Regions from separate parts of the Homo sapiens genome. Here all the other regions are linked to region 3. A link is a contact called in ENCODE Hi-C or POLR2A ChIA-PET data. All regions are on one chromosome and are shown on one strand. Each heading gives the region's core, a stretch centred on a gene start or an enhancer-like site at or near the end of the contact. The rest is flanking DNA. Distances are from core to core; before and after follow the strand shown. Region 1 has its middle 96 kb from the start of LINC02815. Region 2 overlaps NUP133 (nucleoporin 133). Region 3 has its middle 22 kb from the start of TMEM78.

Evidence for each region. A loop is a pair of places that touch in the nucleus more often than their neighbours do. ChIA-PET counts read pairs that join two places held with the same protein, here RNA polymerase II (POLR2A). Pooled maps may share reads with other maps.
Region 1: a map of MCF 10A shows a loop between it and region 3 (3-fold over the local background). The contact joins two enhancer-like sites. A Hi-C loop is called at or near these places in 5 of 168 maps with a recorded cell type or tissue (Caco-2, HepG2, MCF 10A and 2 more), 1 of 37 single-sample maps with no recorded cell type and 9 of 50 pooled maps. POLR2A ChIA-PET finds 5 or more read pairs at or near these places in 3 of 52 experiments (HEK293, K562 and MCF 10A).
Region 2: a map with no recorded cell type shows a loop between it and region 3 (10-fold over the local background). The contact joins two enhancer-like sites. A Hi-C loop is called at or near these places in 3 of 37 single-sample maps with no recorded cell type and 6 of 50 pooled maps.

The regions. Positions count from the first base shown.
Region 1 is chr1:229,057,154-229,060,892 of GRCh38, reverse strand. No RefSeq gene overlaps it. Among named protein-coding and RNA genes, the nearest start is that of LINC02815, 96 kb to the left of the region's middle. RefSeq lists enhancers at 424-923, 1,551-2,051. Within about 2 kb of position 2,437, at least 16 of the 41 ENCODE cell types and tissues checked have a DNase peak (open chromatin) inside an H3K27ac peak, as active enhancers do.
Region 2 is chr1:229,480,066-229,483,576 of GRCh38, reverse strand. The region is part of intron 12 of NUP133 (nucleoporin 133); the gene reads left to right. Among named protein-coding and RNA genes, the nearest start is that of NUP133, 27 kb to the left of the region's middle. Within about 2 kb of position 1,421, at least 2 of the 41 ENCODE cell types and tissues checked have a DNase peak (open chromatin) inside an H3K27ac peak, as active enhancers do.
Region 3 is chr1:229,225,984-229,229,306 of GRCh38, reverse strand. No RefSeq gene overlaps it. Among named protein-coding and RNA genes, the nearest start is that of TMEM78, 22 kb to the left of the region's middle. RefSeq lists an enhancer at 528-1,253. Within about 2 kb of position 1,651, at least 3 of the 41 ENCODE cell types and tissues checked have a DNase peak (open chromatin) inside an H3K27ac peak, as active enhancers do.

The sequences.
Region 1 (3,739 bases), core at 1,188-3,687, 170 kb after region 3:
ACGCCTGGACAGGTCAAATATTATAAATTTTTCTGTGAAGGTGTTTTAAATGAGATCAACATTTAAATCAGTAGACTTTAAGGACAGCAGATTAGCCTCCATAACACGGGTGGGCCTCATCCAAACAGTTGAACACCTTAAGAGAAAAAGACTGAAATTTCCCAAGGAATATGGAATTCCTCCAGCAAACGGTCTTCAGTTTTGAACTGAAACTCTTCCCTGGGTTTCCTGCCTGTCCACCTGCCCTACAGACTTTAGATCACCCTGGCCTCTACAGTCCTGTAAACCCATTCCTTAAAATAAAGTTTCTCTCCCTCTCTCTCTTTATGCACACACACACACACACACAGAAACACACAGACACACAAACACACACATACACATACACACAAACCCACACATACACACACACACACATGCACACACATATACACATACACACAAACACATACACAGAAACACACAAACATAGCACACACACATACACATACACACACACACAAACACACAGACACACACACATCCTGTGCATTCTGTTTATCTGGGTTCAAACTCCAGCTCTTCCACTTACAGTGAGATTTTAGACAGGCTATCTCAAATCTTTGCTTCTGTCTCTGTAAAGTGGAGATTATACATTTAGTCCAGTGCCTGGCACTTAGGAAACTATTAATAAATTAGAACTCTAACCTTCATCAGGCCATGATGATTATCATAGTAGCACTGGGAAAAACTGTAAGAAGTCTTGCCCTTCCTGTTCTTCAAGAAATCTTGTCTCTATCCCTCATTCTAAGCAGTGAAAACCTCACCTTTTCTTGAAAATCTCAAGGAAATGAGATTGTACAGACATCCTCTGCTGAGCACAGCAGCCCTGCCCGGCACGTGAGGGCCCGATGGCCCCAGTCCCACCTCTCCCCTCACTGCCGGGCAGCAGGGAGGAAGCAGCAGAAAGCGTTTCCCAGTCAGGACACGTTTGTTGTCAGCTCTTTCCTGGACAGAGCCAGCTTTTCCTTCTTGTTTTACTTGGCATCGATCTGTGTATTATCTGTGCAGTTCTCTGGAAAAGAACAGAAAACCAACTTCCTATGTGAATAGCCAAGAGCACTGACCTCTCTGATCTCTGGCTGTCTTCAGGACTAACTCAGAATTCCTGGCTCCTCCTGTCTCTGGCCAGGGAGGCCGCCTGAGTTGGTGCACAGAAACCTCAGCTGGTATCGGGAATGTTCTGCAGGACCAAGGGTGGTTCCAGGGTTTTTACATAGAAGGGGCTTGAAGGCAGGAGTTTGGTTGAAAGAGAAATTGTCCTATAATTGTATTTGCAGCACAAACACAATGGTTTTATTTAGAAGGCATATCACAGAGCATGAGGGTGACAAACTGGCCAGTGGGATAAATCTGTCCCCCTACCTGTTTTCGTAAATGAGGTATTGTTGGAACGCTTCTATGCCCTTTCTATTGCCTAAGACTTCTTTCGCATTGTAGCGGCAGAGCGGAGTAGTTGAAACAGAGGCTGTATGTGTGATCGCAAAGGTCTAAAATACTTACAATCAGGTCCTTTACAGGAAAAGTTTGCAAATCCCTGTAACACAGCAATAAAACAGCACATTTTAAAAAAAGATGCTACATTTATAACAATGTGCGTAAAAATAAGAAACTATCCTTTGCTCATTTCAAATCATATTTTGGGGATGTCTCGGTGGGTGGTTTAATGAGGCCCCTGGGTGGGAAGAGGAGTGTAAATTTTCCTAAGTGACGTTTGTGCTGTGACCATGGAGACACTCCTTCCTCAACCCAGGTCCTCTGAATCTCACAGAATGCCAACCTGTGGTCTGAGTTTCTGCTTTGTTTTCAGGTTTTGGCCTCTGCCCAGCAGCACAGACTGTCCTCTCACCCGGGTTGTTTTTTCAGTTTTTCTTGCATCGTGGCAGCTATGGAAAACGGCATTCATTATTTGTAAAAGGATGCGGCTGCTCACGGCTGAGGAGACAGCCACAGGAGCTGTCCCAGACCCCATCCCCAGGACTGAGGCATTGGCCTCTGCACACGTGAAACCCATTAGCAGCCCGGAAGACACTGCAGCGGAGGGCTGGGAGGCTCCCGCTGGTGAGCTTCCCCTTGTTCCTGGTGACAGCGCTCTGGATCTGCCACTCAGGGTGTCAAGGAGAGTCGGTCACACTTTCCTGTTCCTGCTCCAGGATGGGGCCTCCTGTCCCCCAGGGCCCCAACCTTAACAAAAACCTGAAGGAGCATGCTAGGTCCTGGTTGAGTTGTTTTCTCCTATGTTTCATTTAAGCCTAATTAAAGTTCTGGTATTAGGCCAGAGAGATATGATACTATTAGCTATGTTTTGTAATGGAGGAAATGGAACCTCAGAGCACTGCGGCAAGTTGCTCAGGTAAATGGGCTCTGAGCCAGAGGATCAAGTGCTGGCGGTGTGCTGGCAATGCCAACAACAGGATCTCCTTGCACAGCAGGGAGTGGGGAAGCCTCATCCACAGCATCTGCCCCAGCCCTTGAATAAATCCCCTACCCAGGGGGCTCACCAACCCCGGACTAGGATCCCTGACCCTCTCTGGGCCTCTATTCCCTGACCTGTGGGTTGAGAAGGTGTAGCGCCTGGAGCTGCGGAGCAGACCTGCACAGGAAGTGCTTTAAAAGCCACAGAACCTTTAAAAGCCACAATCTTAGACGGCGTGGGTCGGTGCCAGCAGAGTAGGAGCCCCAAGCATGAAAAGACCTGGCACATCCCACCTCGGTCACCCATGTGCGACTAAAAGCAGATCCGACACTAAGCCATATGTTTAAGAAGGCGTTTTTCTCATGATGCCTATGTAAATCATCACATAAAAAAAGTGTTGGGCTCCCTATCTTGCTATTGCCCTAAGCATGTTTTTGGCCTTTCCACTGGGTGACCCAGCCTGGGGACAATATGTTTGAGAAAGATAGGTATCTTGTAGCTTTCAGGACCCAGCTGGAAACTTTAGGAGAATTAGGGGTATCCAGTATCCAGGTTGGAGTAACTTCAACAGCCTGGGACTGAGTTTAGACAAATGGCCTGCAGAATTGTACCTAACTAGCTGTGTAATCACTCATGAATTGTTTTCTGAGCACCTCTGGCAAGGTGCTGAGGGGGAAGAGGTGAGATGCTTGTCTTCTCTGGGGCTGGGGATGGAGTGAAAGATGCATGTGGCAGAGGCCACTTATGACCCAGGGAGTGCTGCTGCCATGATACCTGGGCAGCATCCGAGGGCCCATAATGGCCAAGTGTGCTGTAAGGGGGTCAAGAGATCACCGTTGAAGTTGGCAGCTGTGGGAGGCTTCCAGAATGGCAGATGGAGCTGGGCCTCGAAAGGCAGGTGGGATTCCAGCAGGTGAGGACGGAGGCTGGACCAGCACTCTCAGGGATCCATCGAGTGGTTTTTCCTTTCTCTGTTTCACTTGGATGCCCTTGATTCTCACTTCCATTTCCTCTCCTGGTTTGACCCCTGAACTACATCCACAGGTGAGAGGGCAGCCTTGACTCCCCTGTTCTGGGACTGGTTATTAGGCTTGGTAGGGGTGGAGAGGAGGGTGGCTTCCTCCCAGAGGCAGTAGTAATATACCCAACCGACACTCCAGCTTTCCTTAAAGGCATCTTCGCATCCCTTTAATGAGTTCATTTTTCCATTATGTAGCCTAGAGGTGTGTGATTGGTTAAAATTCAAAGAACTAGTATTTGGCCACCTTTTAGCACCATTTAGCA
Region 2 (3,511 bases), core at 172-2,671, 250 kb before region 3:
TGTACCACTACACCTAGCTAATTTTTTTATTTTTAGTAGAGATGGAGTTTCACCATGTTGGCCAGGCTAGTCTCAAACTCCTGATTTTAGGCTGACTCCTAAAGTGCTGGGATTACAGGCGTGAGCCACCACTTCCAGCCGCATGCAAAGTTTTATTGGTAATATTAAAGAATTATGGCCTGGTGTGGTGGCTCACACCTGTAATTCCAGCACTTTGGGAGGCTGAGGCAGAAGGATCTCTTGAGCCCGGAAGTTCGAGACCAGTCTGGACAACATAGACCTCATCTCTACAAAGAAAAATTTTAAAAATAATTAGCCGGGCATGGTGATGCACGCCTCTAGTCCCAGCTACTCAGAGGCTGAGTTGGGAGGATCATATGAGCCCGGGAGGCCAAGTCTACTGTGAGCCATAATCACACCACTGCATTCTAGCCTGAGTGACAGATCAAGTCCCTGTCTCAAAAAAAGCAAAAGAATTAGACCTGGCCTATTAGTTGAGTTTTGCTTTACGCAAAATCACCACAAACCTTAGTGACTCATTTAACATAGCTGACAATTCTGCAGTTTGACTGTTGGGGCTGGACTCGGGGCAGTTTTACTTTTCGGAGTAGGCTCACTCATTTTGGTCTGCAGCTGGGCTGGCTGCTCTTTACCGTACTCACATTTCTGGGCCATAGGCTGGCCAGCTCGCTCTCTATTCCTGTGATGTCTCCTCAACTAGCAGGCTGCCCTGGGCTTATTCATGTATCACAGGGTTCTAGAGTGGCAAGAGAACAAGTGTCAGTGCACACTCTTTAAGTCTTTGCTTGGATGGCGTTTGCTAGTGTCCTGTTGGCCAGAGCAAGTCCAGCTGTAGTGAGAGCGTGCCTAAGCAGATGCGCGTATGGGGTGGGGAGTGATTGTCCTCACTTGGTCACACTTGCTGCTCTAATACTCTTCTGGGTTTAAGGCAAATGCAGATTTCAGTTTATCTTAGACATGTATTCTGCTCATGTATTCTGGTACTTTCCTTAAAAGGTATGGCAAATTCACATTTGAATAAATACTCAGGAAAATGGTGATCCAGCCCCCCTGCTCTGCCCCTTGTTAGCTGTGGGAAACTTTGGACAGATGCTGAACATTTCTGCCATTGTGTTTCTGTTTCTTCCTTTTCGAAGTATTGAGTGGGGTGGGAGTTAGCATGGCTAAAGGATCATTAGTTTATCGTCAGATCTTTGTTTTGAAGGAATATACTGAGTGTACTACCTTCATTTCCCCCAGTTCTGAGCCCATGGTTCCATAATCCCACTCATACTGGTGTCTGATGCATAGCGGCTCACTCACAGAGACAACAGATTCCAAAGTGCTTTTACAGTTCTAACATTCTGTACCTCGTGATCTACTGAGCTTAGTTTGTCACCAGAAGGGGGCACCATTAGGCAAGTTTTTTGTTTCTGTTTAAAATTATATTCTTTTAATCTTGTTCTTTTACATGGTTCAGTCTTCAAAAATCTCAGTTGAAGTACTGTGTTTTTATCTTTCACAAGTTTATCCTGTAATTAAAATTCTGTCACATTTGTGGCATCTCAAAATGTAAATGATAATGCAGCAAGTGACCAGTCATTAGATTTGTTTCCTGTGGCTGCCATAACAAATCACCACAAGCCAGGAGCTTCAAACAACGCAAGTGTCTTCTCTCACAGTTCTGGAGGCCAGAAGTCTGAGAGCGAGGCATGAGCAGGGCCCTCCCTCTGAAAGCTCTGAGAAAGGATCTGTCTTCACCTCTCTCAGCTCCGGGTGGCTGCTAGCAATCCTTGGTTTGTAGATGTGTCACTCCAGTTTCTGCCTCCATTGTCACGTAGCTGTCCTCACATTCACATGGCCTTTTTTTTTTTTTTTGAGACAGAGTCTCACTCTGTCATCCAGGCCAGAGTGCAGTGGTGTGATCTCGGCTCACTGCAACCTCTGCCTCCCTGGTTCAAGCAATTCTTCTGCCTCAGCCTCCCAAGCAGCAGGTGCACACTGCCATGCCCGGCTAATTTTTTGAATTTTTAATAGAGACGAGGTTTCACCATGTTGGCCAGGCTGGGCTCAAACTCCTGGACTCAAGATCCACCCACCACAGCCTCCCAGAGTGCTGGGATTACAGGTGTGAGCCACCATGCCCAGCCCACGTGGCCTTCTTATAAGGACATCAGTCATTGGATTTAGACTCATCATAATTTAACAAATTGTATCTGCAAAAACCTTATTTCCAAATAAGGTTGCATTTTGAGGCACTGGGTAGATATGAATTTGTGGGAGACACTATTCAACCTGGTGTAGTCATCTTAAGATGTTTTACAGGGGAAAATTATTAGGCACAAGAAGGGACCCCTGATCTAAGTCCTGAGCAAGCAGTACCCTCAGGAACAGTGTCATGGGCCCTGTAGCACAGCTGTGCTGAACTCATCCTGCCCAACATGGGTGAAGTACTATGGACTTAATAAGGGATGATTTCTGGGGGAGTGTCAGCTAGCTCTCTTAAAGATGTAGACTCCTTACAAACAGAATTGTGGTGCCTTTAAAGCTGGATTTCTCAACCCCATTAACATTGTCATTTGAGGCCGGGTGTGATGGTTCACACCTGTAATCCCAGTACTTTGGAGGCCAAGGCAGGCAGATCATTTGAGATCAGGACTTCGAGACCAGCCTGACCAACATGGTGAAACCTTGTCTCTTCTTAAAAAAAAAAAAAAAAAAAAATAGCTGGGTGTGGTGGCACATGCCTGTAATCTCAGCTACTCAGGAGACTGAGGCAGGAGAATCGCTTGAACCCAGGTGGCGGAGGTTGTAGTGAGCCGAGATCCCGTCACCGCACTCCAGCGGTGCATTGTAAGCTGTTTAACAGCATCACCAGCCACTTCCTGCTAGATGCCATTAGCACCCTTTCCCCCAACTTGTGATGCCCAAAGTTATCGTCAGACATTGCCAGATGGCCCCTGGGGTCACAATTGGTAGATAACACTTTTAAGTGTGACTGTCTGTTTAATCTTTTGCTAAGGTAATATTACTGTTTTTATAGCATCATTTCTTTGAAATTGATTTTTATGTTATTTTGGTTTTCATTTTATTTAGCCCAAAAAACACTAAATCTTTTGTTCATGAGAGTTTTGGGGAACTTTTTCTGTAATTTTTTATTAAATCTTGCCATAGTCACCTTTGTATTTTCATAACCTGTAGCGTGACTGGGTCACCAGCTTCACCCTGGCCTTTCACGCTTTCAAGAGTTTTTCTGCGTTTCTCCAGTCAGCTGTGTCTCCTGTTCTACCAAGGGACCATGACAGCCCTTTTCCAGTCTCCTCCCACTTCCCTCAGACTTAGCAGAGGACTTAACTTCCTACTTCACAGAGATCACAGAAGCCCTTGATAAGAGCTCCCTGTACCTCCTAGCTTACTAGCTATGAATGTATCTGGATCCCAAATCCTGTTCCTCTTTCCCTCCCAATAAAGTAGGAAGTGTACTCTTCTTCCTATCAGAGACTGCTCTTTG
Region 3 (3,323 bases), core at 402-2,901:
TGGGCTTCTTCTTTACTGTGGCCAGACATGAGCAACCTTAGCCTTCGGGCTTACACATGCCTAGCTGGTTTGTTTGTTTGTTTTGGTTACAAGGGGAATGGGAATAAGGAAGGAGCAACAGGCAGCTCAAATACCTCATCACTCCTGGAAAACACTATCACTTCCCACGCGTGGGAAGCCGGCATATTTGTTCCCGCAGTCTAGGCAGGTGGAGTATCCCTAATCCGAAAATCCAAAATCAAAAATGCTTTAAAATCCAAAGCTTTTTGAGCAGCAATATGATGCCACAAGTAGAAAATTCCACACTTAACTTCACGTGACAGATCACAGTCAAAACACATTCAAGACTTTGTCATGCACAACATTATTAAAAATATTGCATAAAATTACTTGGAAGCTGTGTTTATAAGGGTTTATATATAAAACATAAATGAATTTTGTCTTAAGATTTGGGGTTCATCTTCAAGATACCTCATTATATATCTTTTTAAAAATGTTGACTTTGGAATATATCTTATATATTCCAAAAAATTCCCGAATTGGAAACATTTCTGGTCTCAAGCATTTTTATTTATTTATTTATTTATTTATTTATTTATTTATTTTTGAGACAGGGTCTCACTCTGTCACCAAGGCTGAATGCAGTGGCGTGATCACTGCAGCCTCAACCTCCTGGTCTCAAGTGATTCTCCCCCCTCAGTCTCCTGAAGCTGGGGCTACAGGAGCACCACCATGCCTGGCTAATTTTTAAAAATTTTTTTGTACATATAGGGGTGGGGAGAGGTCTTGCTATGTTGCCCAGGCTGGTCTTGAATTCTTGGGCTCAAGTAATTCTCCAGTCTCGGCCTTCCAAAGTGTAGGGATTACAGGTGTGAGCCACCACGCCTGACATTTTTTATTTTTTAGATATGGCGGCGGCGGGGGGGTGGGAAGGGGGAGGGCGTCTAGCTATATTGCCCAGGCTGGATTCAAACTCCTGAGCTCAAAAGGTCCTCCTGTCTCAGCCTCTCAAGTAGCTGGGGTTACAGGCACATGCTACTGCACCTGGCTGCAACCACTCTGGATAAGAGCAACCTGTAATCCCTCTTCCACCTGCCTTTTGTTTACTGTATCTATCCCTGTAAAGTACTGCTACTTTCTAGCTGTTTGGCCTTATACAAGTTGCTTTACATCTGTATGCCCTATTTTCCACATCTGATAAATCAGTATTATTTCATAGAATTGCTATGAAGCTTAGATGAGATAATAAAGGCAAAGCTCTTAGAATGGTACTTGGCTCATAGTAAGCACTCAAATATTGTTTTTGTCAACATTTTCTATATATCTATGTATGGCTTTTGTGATTGTTTTTATTTTTAGTCAAGGATTACATCTCATTTCTTGCCTTTTCTTTGTATTCTGAATTCAGGTTGTGTGAATCTACCTGCCACTGCAAATTTTCAAGCTGAAAGGCCATTTGCATTTTACAACCACTCTCTCAAACATTCCTCTAGGGAACTAGCCGTTTTGAATTACTCCTCTCTTTTCTCTCTTGTCTCCAGAATTGCATATTCCAAATCCAGAACAGTCTCAGCATGGCTGCCGTTTTCTCGTTTCTTTGTGAAGCATCCCGGTCCAGGCTGCCAGCCTCACGTTATTTGATTGTTTTCGGAACAGCCGGCAGGGGGCGCGCATCAGCCGTTCCCAGCACTCAGGCGAGGGGTTCTGACTCCCCAGGTACTTCTGTTAATGAGTTCGGTGCCTGTAGGTCTTTCAGTTAGGATGATAGAAAGCTTCCTTGGCATGGAGATTCACCGTGTACTTCTACAAATAGAAGTTTAAAAGACAGAAAGCTGTATATTATCGCTGCTGAGAGCTTTGCAGTCACGCCTCCCTGTGATGAGACTGACTGCTGTGTTACTGTGGGTAAATTGCTCAGCTTCTCTGAGGCAGTTTCTTTTTATGTAAAAATGGGACAGAAGCCAGCCTGGCTTCTAGAGTTGTTGGAGGAGTCAGCATGTGGCTGATAGATGTAGAGCTCTTAGCCACTGCGGTATTTAGGAATTGGTAAGCATCTTTACTCAGGGCACTGAGGCAAGTTTGGGGCCCTGTCTTTTCTCTCCTTACCCATCCACCTCCTTTTCTTCTCCCTTCCTGCTCACTTTTTCTCCATGCTCTTCATTTCCCTGTATCCAGGCCTGAGACCAACGCCTGTGGGTACAAGGGAGCCTCTGTAGGCATAGGGCTGGGATATACAGAGGGGAGGCTGAGCCACCCACAGGGTGAAAAGAAGGCCAGTGGAAACCCCATTCCACTTCCCTCAGCTTTTTACGTGCATTCTATAAACCTCATCTAGTCTCTTGGTCAGCAGAAGCAAAATTAGCCACAATTTGCTCACACTGCACCCATCCCCAACCCCACTCCACCCTACCAGGGCTAAGAGATGTCAGCAAAAATAAACCCCACGAGAGTGTTCTTCATAGCCCGATGCACAGAACTGGCAGTGCCATGTGGGCATCACCCTGGATGGTGTGCATCCTCACCATACCCAGGCACCTACCTGGTCAGATGTGACAAGAGTTGCTCTAGGGACCTGGGATCCCAGAGAGGGTGGGTGGGTGGGATGGGGACACAACCTCAGCTGGCTCAGAGGAGGGTACAGCTCAGTGCCCAGGCTCGGCTCAGCCTGGCTTAGGGGACCATTCAGGCCTGGATTGGCACCAGTGGTTTGGTTGGGGACTAGTCTGGAAGGTTCCACACCTCTAATCTTCAAATGATGCTGGGTCTGTCTTCCAACTGGGGGGCTGGTCTAGGTGCCTTCTGTCCACAGGGGTAGCTTAGTTTGTTTCCTTTGAAGGCCTGGGTCTCTTTCTGGAGGGATAAGGGTCATGTGGGTAGGGGACCAGTTTGTTCTGGCTTTAGCCCTGAAAGTCCTGCATCCCAGGAAGCCACTCAATCCTGGGCACACTGGAAGGGGTGTCCACCTTGTGGGATGCAGCACGTCATGTGTTAATCTTGGTCTAGATCCCCGCAGGAGAGCTGTGTGGCTCTAGGATGTGATAGGGCACTTTGGGACGCAGAATTGCTGGGGAAAAAAAGAACTAACTATCTCCCACCACCAGATTAGATATGGGCTACTTAGAAGTTTCTTTCTTTTCTTTTCTTTTTCTTTTCTTTTTTCTTTTTTTTTTTTTGGTGCAGAGTTTTGCTCTGGTTGCCCAGACTGGAGTGCAATGGCGTCATCTCAGCTCACCGCAACCTCTGCCTCCCGGGTTCAAGCAATTCTCCTGCCTCAGCCTCCCGAGTAGCTGGGATTACAGGCATGTGCCACCATGCCTGGCTAA